Regions from separate parts of the Homo sapiens genome. Here region 2 is linked to region 1. The links are chromatin contacts, found by Hi-C or POLR2A ChIA-PET in ENCODE. All regions are on one chromosome and are shown on one strand. The core of a region is the stretch at or near the end of the contact, and the rest is flanking DNA. Distances in the headings are between cores, read along the strand shown. Region 1 overlaps DCAF6 (DDB1 and CUL4 associated factor 6). Region 2 overlaps GPR161 (G protein-coupled receptor 161).

Region 1 (5,276 bases), core at 1,830-4,329:
ATATTCCTTGCTTAATGCCCGAAGTCACAAAGGGAAACAAAAGTTTTTTTTTAAATTGAGATGATTGATGATAAAAAGGGTGTCCTTAATGCTTTAAATATTTGGTTCTTTGAAGTCTTTGTAAGTGATTTCAGTTATTGTGTTCCCTTCACTAGATTTAATATCAGAGGAACAACAATAGGTGATAGAATAATGAGGTAATTCAGTATGTTCCTTCATAATTTTTTTTTTATGATGGATTTGCCAGGTCTTCTTTTGCCACAGCTAACCACCTTTCCTATTAACAGTTAATACTCCCTTTGGACTTACTGAATTCTAAGTGCTAAGCATTGTAAAGCAGGTCGCTTTCCACAAACTATATTTAGCTGCATGCACTGCATGGGGATAGAATGAAAAGAAATTTCCTGTGTGCAGACTGATGTTCACTTCAAATATGTCATATGGCAAAGTAACTATAATCTGAAATGATGTACTTTAAGTATCAGTTACTCTTTTTGGATATTTTGTTGAAGAATGCAATTTATGTTTTTTAAATTTGATTGGGATAACAATTACCAACTTTTTGTTATTCGTATATGCTCCTTTTCCTTGAGCTCAATAACTAAAAATGTACTTGAATCTAAATCTGTGTATAGGTTTCTGATTTTTGCAAGAAAGTTGTTTCCTTATAAATAGTTTAGAAATAGTGTCACATATCAAGATGATATATAAGCCTCAAGCACTTCTCTATTTGGGACATATTTTTGAGTAGATCTTTAAAGTGAACCTCAATGACATCAGTCACCTACTGAAAACCTGTTTTGCTGACAAAATCAACCTTGTACTTAACTCTAGAGGCATATATCTGTTATTTACCATCAGTTTCTAAAACAGTTGAACATGAAACATATAGCAACAATCAGAAATGTAAAGTTTGTAGAGTTCCTAATGAAAAATACAGAAGTCATGAAATAAGCCAAAAAATATAATAGATGTATGGAAATTTCTGGTTATGGTTCATTGTCAGGAGGATTCTCATCTACAAGTCTCAAATTTGTTTTTGCTTCTCAAACTTGTTTTGTTTTGTGCTGTTGTTTCTAGCCTGTTTTAACATTAAGGTATATTTGAAATAACTTTTTCAAATTATTACTAGTTATCACTTTCTTTTTTTTTTTTTTTCCCCAAGATGTAGCCTTGCTCTGTTGCCCAGGCTGTAGTGCAGTGGCGCAGTCCCAGCCCACTACAACCTCTGCCTCCAGAGTTAAAGTGATTTTCCCGCCTCAGCCTCCTGAGTATCTGGGATTACAGGCGCCCACCCACCAGGCCCAGTTAATTTTTGTGTTTTTAGTAGAGACAGGGTTGGTCACCATGTTGGCCAGGCTGGTCTCAAACTACTGACATCAAGTGATCTGCCCATGTTGGCCTCCCAGAGTGCTGGGATTACAGGCTTGAGCCACCGCATCTGGCCTAGTTATCACTTTCTGATTAATTGTATGACAATAAAATGGAATTTGCTTCAGAGTTTTTTGATATCCTGATTTATACTTTTTATCACAAGTACGCAAAGCTGGTTTCTGGTTTTATAATGAAAATTGCAACTATAAAGTACCATGATGCTTTAATTGAGTTTTAGAAAAGCTGAAACACTAAAGTAGAGATTATCATGAACTGATAAACAATGGTAAAGCAGAAAATGTAACAGTTACCTCCCTGTAGAGTGAATGAGGTGAGACTCATTCTTCTCTACTTCATTTTATTTCTTATGTAGAGATTATCTGGTGGAAACTTCTAATTATAAGGCAGTATTTTCCTGCCAGTGAACACACATTTGTTCTGCTTCTCCTTTTAGCTATTAGAGATGTTCAAAGAATGTAAACTTCTGCTTAAGATAGACAAAATTAGAAAAATAAAATTATCACAGATGTTTATATCTACTGCCCGTTATGACTAGTCTTCATTAGGGACTGTCTTACAATGGGGAATGTGTTCTACTATAATCTGCTAAGATTCTGAATGATAGGTACCATATTTCTTTGAATAGTAAATAAAATGGTAGTCATCCCCTATTCTTCATTCTACTTTTATTACCTCATCACCTCTTACCTGGTGTACTGAGGGAGTTCTCCAACTCCTTCTACTCCTGCTTTCAGTAGTTCTCCATTGTTTATGATATAAAGAAGAAACAAACCCAGCTTCCTTGCCTGGTATATAGGGCACTTCATATTATAGCTGCTGCCAAAAATTGGTCATGCTGTCTACATTGCCATACTTGGAGTGTCACTGAATACATTCAGAGGACTATTGGAGTTCTCTGAATACATTATGCTGCCTTAAGTCAGCGTATCTTTACATACTCTGAGCCCTCTAACAGAAAAGACCTCCTATCACTATCACCATCATTTGGGTCACCTCATCTTTCAACATCATCTTAAGCTACATTTCCTGGCCCATATATTCCCTAATCAAAAATATGGGCCCTTATATATACCTACTGTACTACCTATCACAGTGCATTGTATATTTGTATGTTTTCATATATAAGAATGTAAGCACCTTTAAGGACAGTGTAATACATACATGCATACAGAAATAAAAGTTGGCAAAGACACCTTTTTGTCAAAAACTCTAGCTAACTAAATTTTTATTCATATCTCCCTGCATGATATGGGTTTTTGCTTTCTTTCTCTGCTTCCTAAAACTTGAATGAGAAACCAGTGAATTACTGTTTCAGGGGTCCCACGGCCTCCCCACACAGTTGATTGCTTGCTACAAAGACTCAAAAGAATCAAAGGCACTTCAATCATGGCTATGATTTATTATGGCAAGGAAAAAAGATCAGACACAGTGGAAGAATCCAGGCTCAGTGTTCCAAAGTTCTCCCTTTCAGAATGTGCACCTCCCTTCCCAATAAAATACAGTAATACTTCTGTAGTTTTTCTGCCCTGGTGAAGCCTGCTTATAACTCAAAATCCAGGGTGTTTACTGGGGTCTGGTCATGTAGGCACCTCTGCCTGTGTGCCTAACCACAGTCACCTGAATTCCAGACCCAGAAGGAAAGTAGGTGTTCACCACAAATCATGTTATTTTTGCAGTTTACGCAAGCTGGCCCCGCAGGGTTGTGTCCCAGGCAGGCAGAGCAATGTAACATGCCAAAAGTCAAGTTCTCAGACACCAGCCAAGGGCCAGCCTCATAAGCAGACCCTTCTAAAGATAGCAGCATCAGACCTGCTATCCCTTACCTTTATTTACTAATACATTGTAAGGCAAAGAATCCAGTTTCTTGCCCCCACAAAGGAGCAGAAACAGCAAGATACTCTCTAGCAACCCATCTCCCTCACTTATTTCAGATACTTGTAAAGATATATGTTGAAATGACAGCAATTCTAACATATAGAACTTTTTTATTGATAAAGCTAGATAACGCTAACATACTAATAGTATCTTAGTTCATTTCCTGTTGCTTATGATAGAAATCTTCTGGGTAATTAATAAAAGAAATGCATTTTTTACAGTTACGGAGGCTGGGAAATCCAAGGTTGAAGGGCCACAATGGTACAAGCCTTCTTGCTGGCAAGGACTCTGCAGAGTCCCGAGCTGGCACAGGAAATCACATGATGAGAAGGCTAAGCTCAGGCTTCTCTTCCTCTTCTTATAAAGCCACCAGTCCCCACTGACCTGATAACCTATTAATCTATAAGTGAATTAATTCATTCTTGAGAGTGGAGCCCTCATGATCCAATCACCTTTTAAAGACCCCACCTCTCAGTACTGCCACATTGGGGATTAAGTTTCACCATGAGTTTTGGAGGGGACATGCAAACCATAGCACATAGCTTTTACTATAAACCAAGTGTGTGTTTTAAAGCACTTAAAATGTTTATTTTTTAATAACTTTTTTCTAGACTCTTACTTATAGGATTCAATTGGACTGCAAACATTTTAAAATTTATAATTTAAATGTAAATTTCAGCTTCACCCTGTCTGAATAATCACAGATTGCATATAAGAAGATTCAAATTAATGAGGTTTTCTTTTCTAAGAACTACTAAGCTAATATAAGAAAAATGTATACATAGTATAAATTAAAAGAACATACGGGTTTGGTTTTTTTTTTTTTTTGAGACGGAGTCTCACTCTGTTGCCCAGGCTGCAGTGCAGTGGTGTGAACTCGGCTCACTGCAACCTCTGCCTGCTGGGTTCAAGCAATTCTCCTGCCTCAGCCTCCCAAGTAGCTGGGGCTACAGGCATGTGCCACCATGCCCGGCTAGTTTTTTGTATTTTTAGTAGAGACGGGGTTTTTAACTTGATATACTGAAGAACAGTGGTATTCAGAATTATAATGAGCATTTCCAATGAACCATAAATACATGGAATTTAATTTATTCTTTTAATATCTTTTTTCTTATTTATGCCTGGGGAATGCGTCTTTAACACATACCCACAGTAACTTTGATTCTTATAGAAAAGTTTTATAGCTACTATGAAAGTAGAGATATAGAAATGTAATAATTGTTGCAGAAACTCTTCTATTGAAGGAGATGGTGGTGAGGATAGCTATCCTATGTTTGTAAGAACCTAGATCTTCAATCTTTGAATTGAAAAAAATCAGGCTTAAGTTTTTTTTTTTTTTTTTTTTTTTTTTTTTAACGAAGAAGTATTTTATTATTTTGCTGCAAAGCTGTTGCTTCACTGTATAAAAATAGCACCAGCAAATGCAGTGTATCGCAAAATTAAGATAGTGGTGTTCCTCATCTGACACTGTACAAGCAACAAAACCTCTTCACTTCCAGTTATTTCCAATGGAAAGATCATTAAGTATTTCATCCCAAATCCAGGTATGGATACATGCAAGTTACAATATTATATAAGGCTTAAGAATAACAATGTTATCTTTGAATTATGTAATTTTTATAACTAGTTTTTACCATGGATAATTTCATGAATTCTGAACACTAGAGCCTAGTCTAAAAATCATAGGATATTGTGAAAAAGACGCATATTATATTTATCTATAATCATTAGAAAGTTAAAGGGCATTTTCTTTCATTAGCAGTGTTAACAGTAGTTTTTTTTTCCCCATCGGTAATACTAAAAGTTTCTATTCTAAGTCTTCTATCCACCACTAATTTAAGACAACTCTGCTGGCTTGCGTTATTTCATACTAGTTTATTTAGGAGTTCCATTTTCACTCCTCAATAGATTTTATGTATTTCTCATATGCTTCTTCACTCATAAGTTCATCTAGTTCTGAAGGGTTACTCAGTGTCATCTTGATCAGCCAACCATCTTCATAACAA
Region 2 (5,850 bases), core at 2,088-4,587, 38 kb after region 1:
TGTCCCCTCACTCCTTGCGCCGGGGCACCTTCCACGTATGCTTCAGCTTTCGACATCGCATGCTCAGAGCAGTCTCTCTAACTCCCCTACCTATAGCAGCCCACGGGCTCCCACTCCACTAGGGCTTCCCCTTTCACAGCTCTCGACACATTCATCATCTTTCAAAACCAGTTTTATAGAGATGTAATTCACATGCCATGTAACTGACTCATTTAAAGTATACAATTCAATGAGAATTGTATACTTTACAATCTTTATATACTTTACAGTTCAATCTTTTATGAACTGAAGCCTCCACAACAATGGCAGTTCACCACTGTGCCCCCAGCATCTGGCACAGGGTCCGGCCAAGGCAGGAACGTGGCAAATAACTGCTGAATGAATGAATGAATGAATGAATGTTGCAGTGCCTCTGGATCCCTTTAGTTGTCTGAGAACAGGGAAGCAGACTGGGGAGTAACAGAGACTTTCCTTAAATCACATGAGGGACTCAGGCCTAGAGGGCACAGTGTGATCAGTGCTTCATATATGACTCCGTGTGGTGCGGGGCCCTCTGGGTTGCCAGATAAGGAATTTTCCAAGGAAAATTCTCCATGACTAAGAGAGGTCATGGCCTGGTCCCGGTGCCAACCCCAAGGCTCACCCCTGAGTTCCATGACACAGGCTTAGGCGCAGCCCTGGAGCACTCATGGGGAACAGGAAACCCAGGTCAAGTCAGAGGTGGTTTTTCAAAGGCTCCCAAGAGCAGAGAGATGGAGGAGCTGGGAGCGGCAGACCCACTGCCAGGCATGCGGCTTTGTGCAGCTTCAGCGGCACTCCCTCCAGGCGCCAGTGCACCAACAGCCAGCCTGGGGATGGGCAGCAGGTGTGGCCAGACACCCTGGCTCTTCCTCAGCAATGTGGAGCCATGAGTGTGACTCCCTGCCTCTGCCCATGCGCCTCTGCCCAGGGCCTCCTGTGGCTCTAACAGCGTGCTTCCAGCACAGGATACAGCATCTGCAGCTCCCCACCTCCCCGGTGCCATGACTCTGATGCCAGGAAGCCGACTGCTCAGACAAGGAGCAGCCCTGGGCTTGCAAGATCCTTTAGGCAGAGGCTAAAGGGAGGGCTCTGCAGGATTTGTGGTGGAGATGCGTTTCTACAGGGAGACTGAGTTTCATATCAAAGGACATGGAGTGAGGAGACAAGGCCAGCTGACCTTGCTGGAGGGCTCCTTCTGTGCCAAGAACAAGATGAGTGCTTCACATTCATTAAGTCTCTCAATTCTCACAGCTGCCCTGTAATGGGGATTAGTACCCCCATTTCACAGATGGGGAAAGTTGAGGGTTTAGGAGGAGATCATGCAACTTGCTTGAGATAACACAGCTCTTAAAAAGCCAACTGGAGACTGAAGACCAGGCAGGCTGACTGCAAGGCCCCTCTGGGTCAGTGGTTATTATCATCACAATCATTTCTCATTTTAATTTTGCAAAGGCTTTCACTCACTTTCAACCCCCTAATAACACCGTGCGGCAGAGAGAACAGGAACTGACAGCCCCATTTTGTAGAGGAAGAAACTGAGACACAGGAAAGCTGAAAAGTCAAAGCCACGACTGGAAACCCAGACTTATGATTCTCACCCCCCACCCACCGTGGGAAATGCCCCTCCGCCAGCTCTTGAGCCTGCACAGGGGAAACGCGACACGGGGGAAACGCAACACAGGGAAAACGCGACAGGTGAGAGGCTTATAAAGCACGCAGGTTACCTGAGTCCTGGGAGCAGCTGAAGCCAGTGTCCCCCGTGCTGCTGCTGTGCCCCAGGGGCTGTCCACCTGCCATGAGCGCAGTGAGGTGTGGGGACAGGCCCAGGTCTGAAAGACAAAATTGGCATTGACAACACAATCACACTCTGCAAGGAGGGGCCCCAGCCTCCGTTTCCCCACAGACCCATCTCCTGCCCTTCTGTTCGCCCTTGCAAAACTCACTCTCAACTCCCTGAAAGACAGGAGAGCTTAGCTGCTCCCTCCTGGCTCGCCCCTCTTTTCTGTCCCACTGTGTCAGCAGCACTCACTGGGTTCCCCCAAAGGGGAAACTCTCCTGACAATGTCAACCACCACCAAGGTGATGACAGAGGGCCAGGGAGCACAATCAAAAAGGCAGGCAGGAGGGAAAATGTGAGGTGAGAAGATCTTCCCGTTAAAGATGGAGGGTTCAACCCCACATTCACCTCCTGAAATCCTACTTGAATTATCAAAGAGGGATTTTTAAGAGGCTTACACCCCAAAGGAAGGAGAGAATTTTTGTAAGCTGGAAAGCAGATGGTTGAGAGTGATGAGCTGACCCGGAATAGAGAACTGAGGTTGGCAACGGGGAGGTTTGGGAGAGGCAGGCTTCACCAGGCTCTGAAAACTCAGGAACGGGGTTGGGGGGTAGGGGGCCAGGAGCCACTGCTCTTCTCCAGGCTAGGCCTCGGGCGCCAGACCCCAGTGTTGGTAGGAGAGGAGAGAGAGTGAGCCCCGGGCACAGCCGCGGCAGAAGCGACCCAGTAAAAACTGAGGGTATTGTGGAAATTTACATATTAAGTAGTGGGACCCTGGCCCCTTGTCCCACTTAACCTGGGCTGGAGACTGCAGAACTCTTCCCTGGGAAAATCCACCAAGCCTAGAGGAAAGACTCACAGGCACTGAGAGTCAGGTGCCTGTGAAATGGCCCTGCCAGACCAACCCACAGTCAGGAAGCCTGCCTGCATCCCACCACCCAGGGCTTCCCTGTGGTTTTCTAGGCCCTCGTTATTAGAGGTGAAGGGGTGCCCAAGGATCACTAGACATTTAAAGGAAGGTACTAGCGTGAAAGACAGAGATGGGAAAAAAGAAAAGAAAAATGGACCTCAGAGGATTCAATGCAGGGAGCTTAAGAGAGCAAAAAATATTACAATGGGTCATCCTCAGAATGTTAGGAAAATAAAAAAAAGAGCTGCAGGCTATGAAAAAAGGAACATGGAGATAACAAAACGCTCTTAGAAATTAAAAACAAAGCACAAGAAGTCAAACTCCTGGGAGCTCATGAAGAAGATCCACTGCCTGGCAGATTTTGCAATCTGCCATAAAGGACACTCTTGTATTTTATGATACACTCACAGATAGGAGGAGACCTGTTCCTTCATTCTACCCTAATTCTTCAGAGGTTACAAGGCAATAGAATGCACTTTCTCCTTTCTTCCCTGGAGCCAAGGAGGACATGGTGTGGGAAGGCGGGGTGGTCACAGCAGGCTTCTCTCAGAACTTCCCTCTCGCTGCTTTTGGGAATCCTGCTTTTGCAAGGGGACTTCCTCTTGACTGGGGGTTACTGTAGGGAGCTGGGACCAGAAAGGCCCCAATCCTTTCCCCTGCACATGCCCATCCTCCCAAGGTCTCGGCCTGAGAACATGACTGTGTTCAGCAGGAGGCCTGGCTTAGGGAGCAGAGCCTGTGGGGGCATCTCCTGCCAGCTGGGATGGCTGAAGCCGCAGTGGGTTTTGGACACCATCTCTGAGGCTGCAGTGAAAGCCAGGAACATGTCGGTCTGCACCAGTGGGAGGAATGGTCTGAGCCAGGCCAATGCGGCTCAGCTAAAAGGTCTGGAAACGGGGCAGCCAGGTGGCATCCCTCTCCTCTGTGTTTATGCAGCATTTACCAGCAGAGGGTGGAGACAATTACCCTGAGATTGTTCACATGAAACAATGTATTTACTGGGCTGAGCACAATCCAACCCCTCAAGAAAAAAGCACAAAGGCACAGGCTCGGGGAATCAGGTTTGTGGCTCTCCAGAGGCATGCGGTGAGCAACAGTCACAGTGCTCTGAGAAGCTGAAAGAACAGGGGTGTGATTCTGAGATAAATTTGCAGGTACTTTGAGCTAACTACAAGACCTCTAGATGCCCCCAAGCAAAGGAACTTAGGAAGGCAAGGGAGTAAATCCAAAGGCTCTGGGGTCACCCTCCCCGCCCTCAAGCTAGGCCTTCTCAAGGAAGAACCTGGAGCGAGGTGTTTTCCCCTGGACAAACGTGAGTCAGTGTCCTTCGCAGGAGATAACGGGAAAGGCTCTATGCCCAGGAGCTTCAAGGGTCTCGTAAGGGCGGCGTTTGGAGGGGGTGCCCCCTGATACTGCCTGGGCCACCCTCCCTGGCTGGGGAGAGGGGTGGTGCTCGGGCTCTCCAGCCCTGGCTGGAGTGAAGGTTCTGGGTCGGCCAGCGGAAGGGCAGGTGGAGGGGCTGCCTGCACTTTCTCCTGAAGCCTCTTCTTGGCTCCCATTGCCAGTAGCCACCAGTCAGCTTTGTATTGGTGCTTTACCATCCTAAGACCACCTGGTAGCATTTAGCAATGTCCATGCAGGGCTGACCTATCTGCCACATGGTGGTGCTGCGTGGCAACCTCCAGGAAGTCCAGAGATCTAAATTCCTAAGTGACCTTCCCCGTGGGAATTGGCTAAGGAGACCTTACAAGCAGAAGGTATTTGGTGGCCCAGCGACATTTGGCACCCATGGAAAGCCTAAGATTTTGTACTTCCTCACTTTGGGACAAACAGAATGAGAGAAGCAGAACCACTGATTATGGCTGAAATCTGCTAGATATAAAGGACACACTGTCAACTGCCCAGGAGACTCCTGACATCCAAGTCAGCTGGGAAGCTCCAGAAATGTGTGGGATTCTGCTTCTGCCTTTGCTCATATGCACTGCTTTTAGGAAAGCTTATTCCATTTACTTTGGTTAAACCTTTCCAAGTGCCCATACAAATTGAGAGGAACAGAATCAAGAAAGAGCCTCCAAGTTGCTTCTTGCTGGCTCTGAGACAGATCAGATCATCCTTCATACCTCTAGTTAACACTAAGGTGAGCCAGTGGCAGGGGAAGTGATTAGGGTTTCAGAATCTGCTGCAGATCAAGGCCTTGCCCACAGAGGGTCTGGTCAGCCCTGGCTCAGACAGAGGGACCAGGGACACAAGGCAGAGGCCAGGGCTCTCTCCTGCAGTCAGAAAGCCATGGACAGCGCAGGGTGAGCGGCTGGGCTGGGGCGCCACATTCTGCTTTGGTTCCCAGACTCTTACTGATGCTGCTGCCTCCTCCTGGGATCAGGACCTTCAGGGAAGAACAAGAAGAACCATCCCCCACCCCCACCCCAGCTCCCATTCCTCGGAAAGACCAATAACTTGGAACCCATTCCATAAGCTCTTCAGCCCAAAGGCATCCCACAAGCCTGCTTTCCCTAAATGAAGATGAGACCACCAGCTGCCTGGGATGTGCCAAACCAACCACAGCTGGTGTTTTCCGCCTGTGCTCACAGCTTCACCAGCTCTTCTAGGACACCTGCAAGTGACTTGCATGGAAAATCTTGGCCTCAAAAGCAGGTGTTTCTTTTTGTTCTACGAACCCTTTCCTGCTCCATTTTCTGTCCTCATTTTTTTTCCTTCTTCATTTTAACTTCATTGATCTAGAAAACATCTATTTTTTTTTGCCTAGAAGACAAGTGAGTTTACAAAATCTGGACTAATACATTAATCAGTGAAATGAAGCCCAACATTGAATGGACTCCTGGATCACAGGTCATATGTGAAAATGTGGGCTTGCAACTGGCAGGGGTGAGCATTTCAGTGGTTAAAATACTGAGATACAGAGAAATGTTTTCTCCTATGGTTAAAAGTCCCAGACTTCCTTCCTCTCTTGGAAATAAAACTCCATCAGCCCGTGAAATAAATCAGTGATGCCATTGTGTCTCATCGCCACATGGAAAGGATCTCCTGTCATCATTGCCACTGGGTGTGCATAATTAGAGTCATTTCTTTCACCCTCTTGAGAAGAAAAGTGGAAGAAAGACCTATTTCATGAAGATGAGAAATT

The links. Hi-C counts contacts between places; a loop is a spot of excess contacts on that map. ChIA-PET counts read pairs that join two places held with the same protein, here RNA polymerase II (POLR2A).
Region 2: a loop to region 1 is called in a map of CD8-positive, alpha-beta T cell, with 10 times the contacts of the local background. The contact joins two enhancer-like sites. A Hi-C loop is called at or near these places in 3 of 168 maps with a recorded cell type or tissue (CD8-positive, alpha-beta T cell, PC-3 and endothelial cell of umbilical vein). POLR2A ChIA-PET finds 5 or more read pairs at or near these places in 7 of 52 experiments (A673, CD8-positive, alpha-beta memory T cell, GM12878 and 4 more).

The regions. Positions count from the first base shown.
Region 1 is chr1:168,050,737-168,056,012 of GRCh38, forward strand. It overlaps DCAF6 (DDB1 and CUL4 associated factor 6), which reads left to right. Exons shown (of 22, transcript NM_001198956.2): 17 at 156-197. It also overlaps the pseudogene GCSHP5. Among named protein-coding and RNA genes, the nearest start is that of MIR1255B2, 55 kb to the left of the region's middle. RefSeq lists an enhancer at 5,130-5,276. Within about 2 kb of position 3,080, at least 2 of the 41 ENCODE cell types and tissues checked have a DNase peak (open chromatin) inside an H3K27ac peak, as active enhancers do.
Region 2 is chr1:168,088,819-168,094,668 of GRCh38, forward strand. It overlaps GPR161 (G protein-coupled receptor 161), which reads right to left. Exons shown (of 6, transcript NM_001375883.1): 4 at 1,746-1,850. Among named protein-coding and RNA genes, the nearest start is that of GPR161, 45 kb to the right of the region's middle. Within about 2 kb of position 3,338, at least 4 of the 41 ENCODE cell types and tissues checked have a DNase peak (open chromatin) inside an H3K27ac peak, as active enhancers do.